Linked DNA regions of Homo sapiens: region 1 is linked to region 2. Evidence: read pairs that join two places in POLR2A ChIA-PET (ENCODE). Cell type or tissue: PC-9. All regions are shown on one strand.

Region 1 (8,000 bases), 66 kb before region 2:
AAAAAATAAAATAAAGTAAAATAAAATAAAATAAAATAAAATAAAATGTCTTTTTTTTAAAGTAGAAAATGATGTTGATAGTAAATGATATTTTCTTTTTTATTTAAAAATAAAGTTGTATTTTTCTTTCTGTTTTTAAAAATTTTTTACTCATCAATATAATTGAAAACTGTCTAGAAACCACATCTGTAGAGGTAGGGAAACAGAGAAGTAAGTTGTAATCAAGAACAACAAGGTCTCCAATCTGAGCTTTGTAGAACAAACTCCAGCATGGGGAAGAAGGCAGGAACTCAGTTGTCAGAGGCCACACAGGGTGGCCCAGCTCTCAGAAGCAAGGGTGGGCCCAGGGATGAGGACAGAGGTTCAAGGAAGTATAGGCACAACTGTGACCCTGTGAACCCCTCCTTCCCCGGGTCAGGGCTGGTCCTGGAGCTGAGGATGGAGCTGAGCCTCCAGCCGGGCAGTGGGGGAGGGTGTCTCAGTCACAGAAAGAGGAAGACCCAGGAACAGGAGGCAGACAGGTCACCACTGAGAACAAGAGAGGCCTGGACAGGCAGATTCTGCAAGTGTGGCTCAAGGCATGCAGCTGCCTCTATTCCCCATTTTTGGCTCAGATGACCCCTTCCCATAAGCAACCATGTGTGTGGGCATTTCTCTGGCCTTAGCAGAACCAGTGGCCTAGGGCAAGGCCTCTTACAAGAGACAAAGTCACTGGGAGTAGGGGATAGGGGGCTGGGGGGTGGCCAAAGAGTCACATTCTGGCACGTGGAGCTTGAGGTATCTCGTCTCTGGAACATACAAGGAAAGAGGTTCTATAGGTCATTGAATTCATAGCTCTTAGGTTTGGGGGAAGAACACTTACTTAGGAAAACCTTTAGGTAAAACCTGAGAGAGCCTGCAAACTTGAAAGCAGAGCACGTAGACCGGGATGAGAAGAGGAGCCCTGGAGACCCCTGAGGACACTGGTGCCTAAGGGCCTGGCTGAGGTGCTCGGGAGGCCAGGAGGGGAACAGAGAAGGGAAAGTCAGAGCGGGAAGGAGAAAGCAGAGTGTGGTGGGAGGCATAAAAATGGAGAGACTTTTAAGGCTCTAGGAGTGGCCATGGTGCTGGTGTTGTGTCTGAGAGGTCAAGGCAGGGGTGAATCCATCTGGTTATGTGATGTGGAGCTCCTCTGTGATGCTGGCGGAAGACCATTCTAAAGCCAGGTCATAATAAATAGAGAGAGGAGTGAATAGGAAATGGGAATATGAAGACAGCTTTTTGGAAAAGCTTGATTAGAAAGAGGAGAAAGAGATGGTATGGAAGCCTAAGGTGGATACTTGATTGGGGTGAGGGAAGGGGGAGTTTTTTTTTTTAAGATGAAAGACAGTTGGTTATGTTTTCAGGTCCTAGGAAACATACCAGAAATTAACGAGATACAAGAAAAACAGGGAGTCTATTAATGGGGTGAGGAATGTGAGAGGGATAGACGCTGGCTCATACTTGGTGGCAGTGTAGGAAAGTTGAGAAACAGTGACTGGGAAACAGGGATTCTCTGAAGCTGGGTTTATTAATTCCAAATTGCCAAGTGTCTGTTGTTGGGGACATTTCTGACATTGTGAATGTGTGATCATGTGATCCCAGGTTACATCCAATCTAACCAGCAAACAAATGTCTGTCATAAGAACAAATGATTGACTGCTGCCTAACAAACCACCTCCCAAGCTTAATGGCTGAAAACAACAACCATTTATTATTTGTCACCATTCTGTGGGTTGGCTAGGCTCACCTGGGTGGTTCTTCTGCTCCACAAAGCAGGTGAGGTCATTCATGTGGCTGCATTTAGCTGGGAGCTTGACGAGGGTGGAGTGAGAGAGGGCTTCACTGGCTTATTCCCCTCCACATGGCTTCCCATCCTCCAGGGTTTCTGTCTCCACATGGCCTCTACAGTAGGAGAGCCTGGACTGCTTTACACCATGGCTGACTTCTAAGAGAGCAAAAGAAGCTGCAAGGCCTCTTAAGGCCTAGTCTCAGAAATCATATAGCTTCACCCCCACTGCCTTCTACTGGCCAAAGGAAGTCACAAGGAGGCCCAGACCCAAGGGGAGGGGAAAGAGATTCCACATCCTTATAGGAGGAGCTGCAAAGTCAGAAGGTGGAGGAGCATGCAGGATGAGAGGGACTGTGGTCACCAAGTTTGGAAACACCTGAGCAGAGTACATCTCAGGAGTCACTGTTCTAGCTGAAACTTCATTCTCAAACATAGGGAAGCATTTCAGATGCAATTTGCAGTAAACATATCTTATGCTTTTTAAACTGCTAAGTGAATGTGAATTAGATGGAAAAAATCATTTTAAATGAACATTATAATTATGCTTTTATTACATAAATGTGCATTTGTGGTAAAATTACAAACAGTGTTTTACAAAAAGGAAAAACGGAAGTCAATTGAAATTCCACTCCCTAAATGACATGCGCAGCAGGCATATAACCCCGCAGGCTCTTGGACTTACAAACAGAAACTCAATCTGTAATTCTTTCAGCCAGAAATCCCTTTTCTGACAAATTAATTCTTAAAAGATATATAGTCCTCTTTGAATAATCATTGAAAATCATTAAGTGGAACTTGAGACGTTATGGGAAAAGGAAAAGTTGTTGAGTTTAAACCTTATTTTCTGGATGTCTAGTATATGTCTGGGAGTATGGTAAGCTTTGAGGATTCAAAACTGCACAAAACCTACCTCACCTCTGCTCTCAAGCTGCTTATGGGACAATAGGAGAGACAGACACACAAAAAGAGAATTTCAGTTAATTGCGGTGGGAGCTACAGCAGAGGGGTGCACTGAATGCCAGAGGAGAGGAAAGGGAAGAGGAAGGGGAGGGAATAGGAAGGGGAGGGAAGAGGAAGGGGAGGGACGAGGAGGCAAGAGGAGAGAGAGAGCAAGTTTCTTGCCTGCACCTAAGGAGAGGGTCAATACACCAGGGCAAGAGGGAAAAAGGGAAAACATGAAGGAACACAGGCAGATGGAAAAAGAAATTTATGAAAGAAGAGTCTTTGATGCTACATTATGTCCCAGGTTTGGTTTTGTTTTTAAAATTTCCATATTCAAATTTTTTTCCTTTCTAAAAACTTGTTTTATTTTTAAGTAAAAATACCCCAAGCCACATGAATCATGGTTAGCTTAACAAATCATTGTAAGGCCAGGCAAGGTGGTTCATGCCTATAATCCCAGCACTTTGGAAGGCTGAGGTGGGAGGATTGCTTGAGGTCAGGAATTCGAGATCAGCCTGGGCAACATAGTGAGACCCCCCGTCTCTACCAAAAGAAAGTATTTAAATTAAATTTAAAAATAAATCATTGTAAGGTGAATATCCTTGGATGGCTCCCCGCCCTACACCCCGCACGGGAGACAGAACCTTGCCACCCATCCAGAGCCCTGCACTGCTCCCAGACAAACCTCCCAGTCCCCCAACCCAGGAATCCAGTGTGCTAATTTCCACGTCAGGGTCTCTTATTTTCTCACGTTATTTTATCACCCTGTGTGTATCTCTGAACACTGTCGCTTGGTGTTCCCTGTTTTTAATCTATAATTTCCCCTCCACTTCTCTCTTTTTCTTCTTCACAATGTATTTGCTTATGCAATTTTTCCCACATACTTTTTGTGCTGAAATTGAAGTAGTCAGTTGTAAACGCATATTGATTATTTCAAGAGTAAAATGCTGCAATAAGTAATGATTATGAAAGCTATTAATTTTATGAAGAAACACAATAATTAAGAACTTTAGCTGAGTAGAAAAAAGATTGATTATTAATACAAATATTAAGAGAGTGCATTTGCTCGATCATTTTAGGAAGAATATTATAGACTGTTTGAGCTTATAAAGTTTAAATAACAATAAAAAGCAGAACAATGGAGATTTAATTGTATTATAAATGTAATATTTGTAGAAATTTTAGAGAAGTAGCAGTTCTCACAAGAAACAAAATCCCTTTTAAAACTCTTTCATTTTTTTAGTGGCTTAATTTCATTTAAGCCAGGGGTCCTTGAAGCAAAAGCACTATTTGAGAATTCTCTACATCTTGTGAGGAATACATTAGAAGCAAAATGTCGACTTTGTCATGTCCAAAGATAAAACAACTCTAAAATCAGTACATATCCAAGATAAATCATCTTTGAGTCAGACATAATAAAGACAATGGAGAGAATGAGGAAAGACATTGCTAAAAATAAACAAAGCACTCCACACATGTTTTACTCTGATTATTCAAATGCAAAACAACAGACTTTACAAGAATGCTTTAGGAAGGCATTTCCTCACAGTTTTGAGTCTCTGGAGGGTAATTTAAACAAAATGTTTATAGAAATGACTCCTATAGATGGCCAAGCATTTTTGGAAATCGAAGATGAAGGCTTTGGGAATCCTCTTGAACCATTAATCCTAAGTGCAGAGTTCCTTCTAGGAGCAAATTACCAGAAACTATCTGAATAATGTACCACTAAGCCCTGAAAGATTAGGGATATTATCCAATGGGCTTGTTGAACAGGAGTGTTTATTAAGCATGGCGGGAATGTGGGAGAGGAAATCCAGGAGCCATGTGTAGCAAACAGTGTTGAGAAATTGGTATTCTTCCCCAGAAAAATGTCAACATTTAAAGTTTGGATACCAACATTGGTAATGATGAAACTGTAGTAAGTGTCTGTCTCTGGACTGATGGTATTTCAGGTTTATTCTCGTATCCCACAAGTGTGTTCTATGATGATAATGGTGCTTAGACCTTCTTAAGAGTCCCAGGCTCTGCTTATGAAGATGTCAGCAGAACAGAGAGGGCTGGAGCACCCCCCAGGCTCAGAGGGATGCTGGGTCACAGGAGGACCAGGGATGGAGGTTGAAGGGCTCCCCCAGGCACATGGGGGTTGGGGACTAGAATATAGACTGATAAATACCTTCCAAGACCCAAATTTTACAGATGACGAGAGCTCAGAGCCAGGTTCAGAGACAGTGGGGGAGTACATCTAAGTTTACACAGCTACACAGAGGCTAAGTCGAGGTTGGAGCTCATCTCTCTTGGGAAGAACATAGGTCCTTCCTGATGCTTCTAAGGTCCTGTTTCCAATCATCCTTTTTGGGGCTCAACATTTCTATTGTGAGCTCATTATCTGTGAATCCACCTAAATCTCATCATTCTATTTTTCAGCCTGAACTCACCCTCCACACGCGCCTGCCCAAGTATGAGAAGATCTCCAAGGTAACTTTCCTACAGAAAATGGCTGTGTCTCTATCTGAAGCCCAAATGTTCAAGCACACACTCCTTTAATTCCCCTTTATGTTCAGTTCCCTTCCTGATGTTGCATATTCCACAAAAGAGGTTTTCTATTCTATCACCATCTCAGCCTCTGGGAGGTTCTCCAGGAATCTGTCTGGAAACCAGGACTTGGAGTTTATCAGAAAGAAACTGGCATCAGCTTAGAAAACCAGCAAGGCAAGTGGAATGAGAATGAGGGTGGGTTAGAGATTCACCCCTTCCAAAGAGAGAATAGATTCCACTCCATTGCCCCATAGAGTTTTTTAAGGACATACAGTCCAGGAAGCCTCTCCTCTCAGGACAGGCTTGGAACAATTCTGGGAGCAGGTAGCCTTGGCACACGAATGAAATGAGGATGCATGACTGGGGCCCAGGCCAAAGGGACACTGCTGTCCAGGGATTGACAAATGGGGCCCCCAATAACACCTGGGATGCCCACGAGCACCTTCAATGATAAACTAACTCATGTAGACAGAACACTTACATGCTGTGATCTGTCCAAGTGCATCATACATATCTACTAAAAATCCATATAATAATCCTGAGAGTGAGGGGCTACTATAATCTCCGTTGCACAGATCAGAAAACTGGGGGTCAGAGAGGTTAAGTAACTTGCCCAAGGCCACACAGCTTGCAAGGGGGCAGAGCTGAGATTTAAACTCAGACAGGGTGGTTCCAGCTACACAATCAATCATTACAGGATATTGCTTATCCTGACACCACCTTCCATAACTGAGTTACAGGAAATTTACCCTTCTGGTCAATTTTCATAGCTGGACCCAGGACCTCCACAAGGCTCATTGATCATTGTTTAGTTTTAAAGTATTTTATTGTTTAATGTTTTTATAAAAAGATACTTTAGAATTTGCAGTTACCACTGTCTGTAAGAAGCTTTGGCTTTGATATTTTCCTGTGTTCTACTTTCCACATACCACATACATTTCTGCATTGCACACACATTGCAGCCTGGCCGGGGGTACTGAGCTCTTGCCACTCAGGGAGCTGGGAGGCTGAGAGGCATCTTCCTCACCGAGGGAAGGGACCAGCAGTGTGAGTCTCTCTGCACTCTCTTGGTGGGTGGTGAGGGTAGACATTTCCTTGCGGCAATAAGATGCAGCTTCCTGAGCTCCAGGCAGCAGAAATCCCCCGCAGACCCTGTGCCGGGTCAGTTTTCCCAGGTCCTAATGTTTCAGGGCATGGCTGTGGGAGGAGGGCACGAAGGATGAGTCCAGCACCAGCAATCCTCTGAGAAGCATCCTCCTACTTCCACTCTGTGCACATCTCAGACTGAGCTCCTCCTGGCCAGCCGTGGGTCTGGTGCCTCTCTGCATTCCCAGTGTGGTGAAGGGGTTCAAGGAAGCCAAGTGGGACCATCCAAGACAGAAAGAATGCTGGGGACAGGACATTAGCTCAGACCCTTTATGTCCCCTGAGTACCCTCTCCATGCCAGCACCGTGATTTCACACACATGCAGGGGTGCCAAAGAGAGCTCAGGGTCCCCAGGGCGCCCCAGGCATTCCCTGAACACCCTCCAATCCTCCACTCCAGGAAAGACTTTCCCCACCAGGGAAGGGCATCCTACACTGTTCCCAGCCAGGTCCCCTTCCTGGCAGGCAGTAATTCAAGAATCATCAAGGCAGAATGTCAGTGGTTCCCACCATTCCCTCTCCTCCTCCCTGACCTTCTCCCCAACACAGGAAAAAGACAGGAAGAAAAGGTAGACACCAATCTCTGAATTCTAAACATCAGGACTCAATGTGCCCATCTCTGTGGCTTACACAGGGCACCCAGTCTTTATGTCACCAAGTGAGTTTCCTCAGTCTGTGTGCACAGCCTCATACCTGGCTGGATAGAACCAGAGATGCAAAGTAGAAAAGCATAGGCTCTGGAGCTTCTATCCTCAAGAAGTTGCTCATCTATCCATCCATCCATCCACTCATCCATCCATCCATCCATCCATCCATCCATCCATCCATCCACCCATCCATCCACCCACTCATCCATCCATCCATCCCTCCATCCATCCATCCACCCACCCACTCATCCATCCATCCATCCATGCATTCATTCCAATACCTTCCAATACCCAAATTTTCCAACACACAATTTCAAGTGCTAACTCTGTGCCAGGACATGTGCAAATAACCAGGGAGAGAGATATGAATCAGGTGTGTTTGTGGGGGGTTGGGGGTGGGCATGAACACTGAGCACTCCAGGACTGTATGGGAAGAAGGGACAGGGCAAAATAGGAACCAAGGAAAATACAAGTGATTTAGCTAACTCCGATCATCGGTTTCCATGTGACAGGCATTATTTCACTTGGTTCCTTCAAAATCATTTTGAGGTTTGTAGATGACCATCTCCAAGTAACAGATGACAGTTTTGGGGCTTGGAGAAGTAACATGCAGATAATTTGCACAAGGTCTCACTCTTAGCAATACTAGAGGTGGGAGTCCAACCCGGGTCTGTCTGGCTCTGGGCTCACACCAGCTGTGGTTATTGGAGCCACTCCCATCTGTATCCCCATGAGGAGTCAGGGAAGGCTGCATGGAGGAGGCCCTGCGTTAGCTGAGGCTTGAATGATGAATGGGAGTTTATAGTAATATTTTTCAGATTTATTCTGTGTTTAATTTAGATAATTTCAATTACTATATTTTCAAATTCACTAATATTAAGCCAATTCAATGACATTTTCTTTTCATATGTTGTACTTTTA
Region 2 (8,000 bases):
GTGGTAAGTATGTGTCCCGGGGTGACTGGCATGGGGGTGGGGAGCTAACTGGACACATAGGGCCACTCACACCAGATAGACTTATTTGGCAGGGCAGGGAGGAGTTGAGGTTTGGTGGGGTGGCAGATGAGGAGAGCTGACTGGATTCAGACGGTGTGGGATTGTCAACCCTGGATCCAGGGCCATCAAGGTCCCTCTCATCTGGGAGCTGCCCCAGGGACTTGACCCTCAACCGCTCCTTCCATCCAGCCCAGCCCATGGGGCAGCCTACAGTGCAGCTGGCCCTCCTATGGGTGCCAAAAATTCCCCACATTGCCTGCCTCTTCTCAAGGGCCCTGCCCCTGCAGCCTCAAGGGTTCCTGCTCCCCTGCATCAGGGCGCCTCACACCAGCCAGGAGGGCCTTCCACGTTCTTAGGATCTTTGTTTTCTTGCTAACTACAAGAGGAAACTTGACAGAGGTAGAAAATCTGATTGATTGAGGGGAGTCAGAAAGGTTCCAGAACTGTGTCCCATGCCCTTACTGTGTGCAGAACTGTGCTTTCATGGCCCTGGAGGAGAGCTCCTGTCCCTTTATTTCCATGAGGATGAACCCCCACTCTCAATGCTGCCTAAGGGAGTGGGCCCTGAGGAGGCCTTTACTGCCCACTTGGCACCAAATTACCAAGAGTGGAAGAAAGGCCAGCTGTCTGGTGGCCCCAGGCCAGCTGGAACTGGTCACCACCTTCCCCAAGGTGACCATCGTGGTCAGGCACAGCACATCAACTTTCTAGCTCTCCCTAGTCACTGCCAGAAACCCAGGCTCCCAGGACATCCCTTAAGACCCAACTTCATCCCCAAGTCCTCCATATGTAAGTCCTCTTAATAGCATCTACTGTCTGATCTCTCAGCCTTTCCAAGCTCTTCCCTGTACCTGTGGGAACTCATGGTCTAGCAAAATCCCCTGCTCTTTTTCTCTGACTGTTCTCTTCATTCCTGTTAGGGGTTGAATTGTGTTACCTAAAAATCCATATGTTGAAGTCCTAACCCCAATACCTCAGAATATGACCTGATTTGAAGACAGGGTCTTTACAGAGATAATCAAACTGAAATGGGGTCATTAGAATGATCCCAAATCCAATATGGCTGGTGTCCTTGTAGAAAGGAGAAATTTTGAGACAGACGCACATTCAGAGAGAGCACCATGTCAACATGAACACGCTTTGTGCAAGCAAGAAGAGGGACCTGGAACAGGTCCTTCCCTCATAGCCCTTGGAAGGAACCATTCTGGAGCCACCTTGGTCTCAGACTTCCAGCCTCCAGGACGAAGCCATCCATGTGGTACTTTGTTCTGGCAGCCCTAGGACACTCATGCCACCCTCTTGTGCCAACTCAAACCTGTCCTCCCTGAGCACACTGCTTCCTTGCAGTTCTCTCCATTGGAGGCTGATTTTCTCCTTCATTCCTGCCTTCTAGAAACCCCAGCTCATTTGCAGCTCATTCTGTGTTGCTGGCATCTACCAATGATCTGGTCAGCGCCCACCTATCCTGATGACGTCAGCACCCAGCTCTTGGTCTCCCTCCCTCCACTTCCTCAGGTTGCCATCTCCCAAGAGCCATCCAGCCAATACCTCGACCTCTTGGTCATTCACCTCATTAGTGGCAGAGCTGGAATTCAGAGCTAGTTTCTTTCCACACCAGCAGCAACCAATAGGTGAAGAACACCGGCCCTGGGGTTAGCCTACTTGGAGCTGATTTCTGGCCCTGCCACCTATGGCTGTGTGTTCCTGGGCAAGTCTTTTCATCTCTTTGGGTATTAATGTCTTTGGCCATGAAATGGGGATAATACTAACAATAGTATTTACTTCATGGTATTGTTATGAGGATTAAATAAGAAAATCCAAATAAGGATCTATGTGACACATAAACTCTGAAAATGCTATTATAAATAGCATATATAAATGAAAAAAATGCTGTTATTATTTCCTGGAAATAAGAGCATTCTAGCAGGTAGAACTTTGTAACCCAAGAGGATGGGAATAGAGTTAGAGAGAGGGCAGTCCAGGGGACTGTTTCCTTGATTACTTTATATAATAGTGGTAAAACGAGGTCTGAAATACAGAACTTCTAAGTCCCAGAAAATGACTGTAATAAATATGATCAATTTATATTTATTGTATCAGTCAGGGTCCAGTCCATAGACAGAAATCACACCAATTATCTGACCAGAGAGAACTTAACATGATTTGTTAATTAAGTATAGAGTTGTTAACTAGGTAACTAAAAGATTAAGAGAGTGAGCCAGAAAGAAAGAGAGAACTGTAAGGTATCATGGTGGTAACAACTGCAGGAAGCAGCTTTCACCCCTTGCAAAAGGGAAGAGGTTAAAATTATAAAAACTGAGAAACCAAGAGGAGGAAGATGAACCTGCGATCTCTGAGAAGGGGTCACTGTTCTACTGGTGTGTGTGTCAGTCTGTTCTTGTGCTGCTATAAAGAAATACCTGAAACTAGGTAATTTATAAAGAAAAGAGGTTTAATTTGCTCATGGTTCTGCAGGCTGCATAGGAGGCATGGTGCCACGTCCACTTAGCTTCTGAGGAGCCTCAGGGAGCTTTTACTCATGGAGGAAGGCAAAGCGGGAGCAGGCATGTCACATGGCAAGAGAGGGAGCAATCAGCCCCAAACAAGTTTGAAACCCGATAGGGCAGTCACTAAATCTTAAAGCTCCAAAACAATCTCTTTGACTCCTTGCCCTGCATCCTGGTGTTAGGGGATGCATGCCCTGCATCCCAAGGCCTTGGGCAGCTCCACTCTTGTAGGTTTGAAGGGTGCAGCCCTGTGGCTGCTCTCTTGGGTTGGAGTTGAGTTCCTGCAGCTTTTCTACACGAGGTCCTAGACTCTTTTAAACAACCAGATCTCATGTGGTTGTTGAACTAACTGAGTGAGAACTCACTCATCACCATGGGGATGGTGCTAAACCATGAGGGTTCCCCCACCCCCCCGTGATCAAATGCTTTCCATTAGGCCCCACCTTCAACACTGGGAATCACATTTCAACATGAGAGTTGAAGGAGATAAACATTCAAGCTCTATCATTCCTCTCCTGGCACCCCAATTCTCGTGTCCGTCTTGCATTTTAAAATACAATCATACTTTTGCAATAGTCCCCCAAAGTCTTAACTCATTCCATCCTTAACTCAAAAGTCCCAAGCTCCAAATCCCAAGTCCAAAGTCTCATCTGGAGATGAGGTCCTTCTGCCTATAAGCCTGTGAGATTAAAAACAAGTTATTTACTCCTAAGATACAATGGTGGTACAGCCATTGGGTAAATATTCCCATTCCAAAAAAGAGAAATCAGCCAAAAGAAAGGAGCAATCAGCCCCAAACAAGTTTGAAATCTGGCAGGGCAGTCACTAAATCTTAAAGGTCCAAAACAATCTCTTTGACTCCATGCCCTGCATCCTGGTGTGAGGGGATGCATATCCTGCATCCCAAGGCCTTGGGCATCTCCACTCCTGTGGCTTTGAAGGGTACAGCCTTGTGACTGCTCTCATGGGTTGGAGTTGAGTTCCTGCAGCTATTCTACATTGAGGTTGCAAGCTGCCAGTGATTCTACCATTCTTTCCCTTCCTTCCTTTCTTTCTTTTTCTTTCTTTCTTTCTCTTTCCTTCTTTCTTTCTTTCTTTCCTTCTTTCTTTCTTTCTCTTTCTTTCTTTCTTTCTCTCTTTCTTCCTTCCTTCCTTCCTTCCTTCCTTCCTTCCTTCCTTCCTTCCTTCCTTCCTTCCTTCCTTCCTCTCTCTCTCTTTCTTTCTTTCTTCTTTCTTTCTTTCCTTCTTTCTTTCTTTTTGAGATGGAGTCTCACTCTGTTGCCAGGCTGGAGTGCAGTGGTGCAATCTCGGCTCACTGCAACCTCCACCTCCTGGGTTCAAGCGATTCTCATTCCTCAGCCTCCCAAGTGGCTGGGATTACAGGCACATGCCACCACACCTAGCCAATTTTTGTATTTTTAGTAGAGATGTGGTTTCACCATGTTGGCTAGGATGGTCTCCATCTCCTGACCTCGTGATTGGCCAGCCTCAGCCTCCCAAAGTGCTGGGATTACAGGTGTGAGCCACCGCGCCTGGCTGACTCTACCATTCTTGATTCTAGAGGGCAGTGGCTCCCTTTCCACAGCTCCACTAGGCAGTGCCCTGGTGGGGACTCTGTGTGGGGGTTCCAACCCCACATTTCCCCTTGGCACTGTCCTAGTAGAGTTTCCCTGTGAGGGCTCCCCTCCTGCAGCAGGCTTCTGCCTGAACACCTAGGCTTTCCCATATATCCTCTGGAAACTAGGTGGGAGATGACAAGCCTCCTTCATTCTTGCATTCTGTGCACCTGCAGGCTTAATACCACATGAAAACTGCCGAGGCTCACTGCTTACACCCACTGGAGTGGCAGCCTGACTGTATCTGGAGCTCTTTAACCTGAGACTGGAACCAGAGCAGCAGGGATGCAGGGAACAGCATCCTGAGACTACACAAGGCAGTGGTACCCCAGCCTGGCCCCTGAAAGCATTGGTTCTTCCTAGGCCTTTGGGCCTGTGATGGGAGCAGCTGTGAAGATTTGCCTTCAAAGAAAATCTTGAAAACGACTTCAAGGCCTTCAGTGCCTTCAAGACCTTTTCCTCATTGTCTTGGATAGTAGCACTGATTCCCTTTTAGTCACGCTAATCTCTTTAGCAAGTGGTTACTCCACAAGACTCTTTTAAACATATTACTCTCCTGAAAATGCTATTTCTTTCTCTGTCACATAGCCAGGTTACAAACTTTTCAAACTTTTACACTCTGCTTCCCTTTTAAATATAATTCCAACTTTAGGTCATTTCTTTGCTCCTGTATCTGAGCATAGACTATTAGAAGCAGCCAGGTCCTGTCTTGAATGCTTTGCCACTTAGAAATTTCTTCTGCTAGATACCCTGGGTCATCACTCTTAAATTCAAACTTCCGCAGATCCCTAGGTCATGCATCAATGCAGTTCAGTTTTGTGCTAGGGATAAACAGGGGTGATCTTTACTCCAGTTCTCAAGAACGTCCTCATTTTCGTCTGAAAATTCTGTCAGCATGGACTTCACTATTCATATCTCTATCAGCATTTTGGTCACAAACATTTAACCAGTCTCTAAGAAATTCCAAACTTTCCCTCATATTCCTGTCTTCCTCTGAGCCCTCCAGATTCTTTCACCCTCTGCCCGTTACCCATTTCTAAAACCACTTCCACATCTTCAGATATCTTTATAGCAATGCCCTACTCTTTGGTACCAATTTTTTGTGTTAGTCCATTCTTGTGTTTCTATAAAGAAATACCTTAAACTGGGTAATTTATGAAGAAAAGAGGTTTAATTGGCTCATGGTTCTGCAGGCTGCACAGGAAATGTAGTGCCAGAATCTGCTCAGCTTCTGGGAAGGCCTCAGGGAGCTTTTGCTCATGGCAGAAGGCAAAGTAGAAGCAGACCCATTACATGGGGAGAGAAGGAGTGAGAGAAAGAGAGAGAAGGGAGAGGTCCCAGACTCTTAAACAACCTGCTCTCGTGTGAACTGAATAAGAACTCACTTATCACCAAGGAGTTGGTGCTAGGCCACTCATGAGGGATCTGGCCCCACGATCCACTCACTTCCCACCAGGCCCCACCTCCAACACTGGGAATCACATTTCCACATGAGATTTGGAGGGGACAAACACCCACACAGTATCAGCTGGTGCTGGTGTCTTGTGTGGGGGCCAGGGGAAAAGGGGAGTTTCTCATCAAAACTGGTTCTGCCAGGGCTGGAGAAGCTGCAAAATGGATTTAAATGCTGCCACAGGAAATAATTGCTGCTGCTAGGGTGAAGGGTGAAGAAGTATTCCTACAGTGAGGCTCACTGGAGCAGCAAGTAGGCAGGAAGGTGCAAGTCCTCTCTTCCTCCAACCTCACAGCTCACAGCTTCCCTCTAGCACCCAAGTTGGCAGAGGGTACCAGGAACCAGCTGACATCACTGTGGTTGGGAAGTCCCAAATCCAGTATCACAACAAAGTACAGAGGGATGAGTTTGGAGCTGAGAGATAATAGCTTAATAACTGGCATTGGCAGGTTTTTTTTATATGGGCGTAAAATAAGGAAATGGGCTGAGAGTGAGTTGGGAAGGGACTGGGTTATCTAATAAAAAGATGAATTCTTGTGGCCACATTTATCAGGGAATTCCCTAGTTTTCTCTGTTTATGAGCACTTTGACAGCCATTGAGTGACATCCTCCCAGAATTTAGAAGACAGGCCCTCACTCCAAGAGCTAAACTGTATAGTCATGCAATGCAAAGATAGGCCAACCACCTCATAAAACAGACAAAAAATGACAATCTGAGGGCAAAAGTTTGCAAAAACGTATGCAAAATACAGAGTTGGTATCCTGAATAGCAAGAGATATTATAACTAAGTAAGAAAAATATGAACATACTAATTAACAATAGTTCATAAAGGAAGAAATGCAAAGGGCCAATACATGTAAAAAAAAGTTTAATCAAACAGGCATGTAGCATCACTGGTGAGCCATCTCTGGGTCTCTGTACTTCAGGCTTCAGAAACATCTTGTCCCTTTTGCAAGACTTTGAACTCATTCATCCCATAGTACTTTTGTTGCTTTGGTATTCTTTGACCCAACCCCTTCTTCCAACACACAGACACACACACACACACAACACACACACACACACACACACACACTGATCTTTAGAGGTTCTATGATTCAGTCATGGGCACTCTAAGATTCTAATTACCCAGTTTTGAAAGTTGTAAAATGTTAGAATCAGCAAGAGTTAATGTTGCTGCTCAAGGGTTCCGCTTTTCAAGCAGGAGGGGCACAATCCCTAGGCCCAAATCACCAACCATCCCAACTTGAGTTATTTGGGCCGAAGTGTACATTATTGAAATGTCAAATGTGTGAACAAGTCCATCCTGCTCTGCAGGAAACTTGATGATGACTTCTCATAGCACTGCAGGAAGAGAATGCAGCTTGTGAAAGTCTATTTAACAGCCATAAGCATGTCTCATACACAGTTGCTGGATGGTTTACTGTTTCTAGGGACAGTTTTATTCCTTGAAGAAATTGTTATAGTGGCATGGCGGGAACAGGAGAGTATGCTGGAGGTCTCCATGTTTCCTCCAGATTCCAGCTGGCCTTTACTATGCCATAGTCGCCATTTCAAATTGCTTAGTTTCTTGGTAAAGCTTCTTTTTAGGTGGTCTTATTTTTTTAAGTCTGTGTTATTGATGGGTGCTGTGTGGCAGGCAATGTACAAAATATATTTCCTATTGTCGCAAAAACCATGCAACGAAGGGAGGTATGAAGATAAGGAATCTTATCTCCTGATACTTGACTTTTTCATTCAATCATGTTTCTAAGAATCATCCGTGTCATCATTGTGCTATAATCACTGTATAAACCTACTGTTCTCTGGACAGGTGTTTGGGTTGTTTACATTTGTTGAGAGCTATTACGAGGAGTGCTGCCATTATTATTAGACCATTTTACAGATGGGAAGACAGTCTCTTACCCAAGTTATCCAGCAAGGAGGTAGCAGAGCCAGAAACCATGTTTTTACCTCCAGGGCCTCATGGCCTCCCCTGCTTTCTTTCAGCATCTTCCTAACAGCCTCTAAGTGAGTGGTTGTCTGCCTTTCTTTTTCAGCATGAACTCCCTGCTCTCCACCCCCACTCCCATGCTCAGCTGAACCTGTCCTCCCTGTCCTTTGTCCCATTCCTCTTTCCCCCTAAGGACAAACCTCCAGCCCATGGTTATTGTAAGGTTATTCCCTGCACTTGTTTGCAGGGAAACAGAATATTAACCAGAACTTCAAAGGTGGAAAGTCCCAAAGTTTTCAGCCTGGGAAGAGAGCTCCAGGTCCCTCCAGCCAGCAATGCTAGGCTTGGACTCCTGCCTCACCATTTCCTCTCCAAGGGGAGGCTCACCACAGCCTCATCCCACCCTGTCTTTCAGGAAAACCCCACTCCT

The links. Peaks named below come from ENCODE experiments on the same cell type or tissue, not always from the same donor. Only the 100,000 strongest peaks of a DNase experiment are listed, where the experiment ranks them.
Region 1: POLR2A ChIA-PET joins it to region 2 with 21 read pairs; 6 of 35 experiments call an interaction of 5 or more read pairs at or near these places.

Annotation. Positions count from the first base shown.
Region 1 is chr22:36,958,376-36,966,375 of GRCh38, reverse strand. It overlaps LL22NC01-81G9.3 (a long non-coding RNA gene), which reads right to left and starts at 1,128. Exons shown (of 4, transcript NR_038954.1): 1 at 863-1,128. In PC-9, no CTCF peak of the experiment used is centred here; no DNase peak of the experiment used is centred here; H3K27me3 peaks cover 2,089 bases.
Region 2 is chr22:36,892,424-36,900,423 of GRCh38, reverse strand. No RefSeq gene overlaps it. Among named protein-coding and RNA genes, the nearest start is that of CSF2RB, 17 kb to the left of the region's middle. RefSeq lists an enhancer at 4,349-4,902. In PC-9, no CTCF peak of the experiment used is centred here; a DNase peak (open chromatin) is centred at 6,973.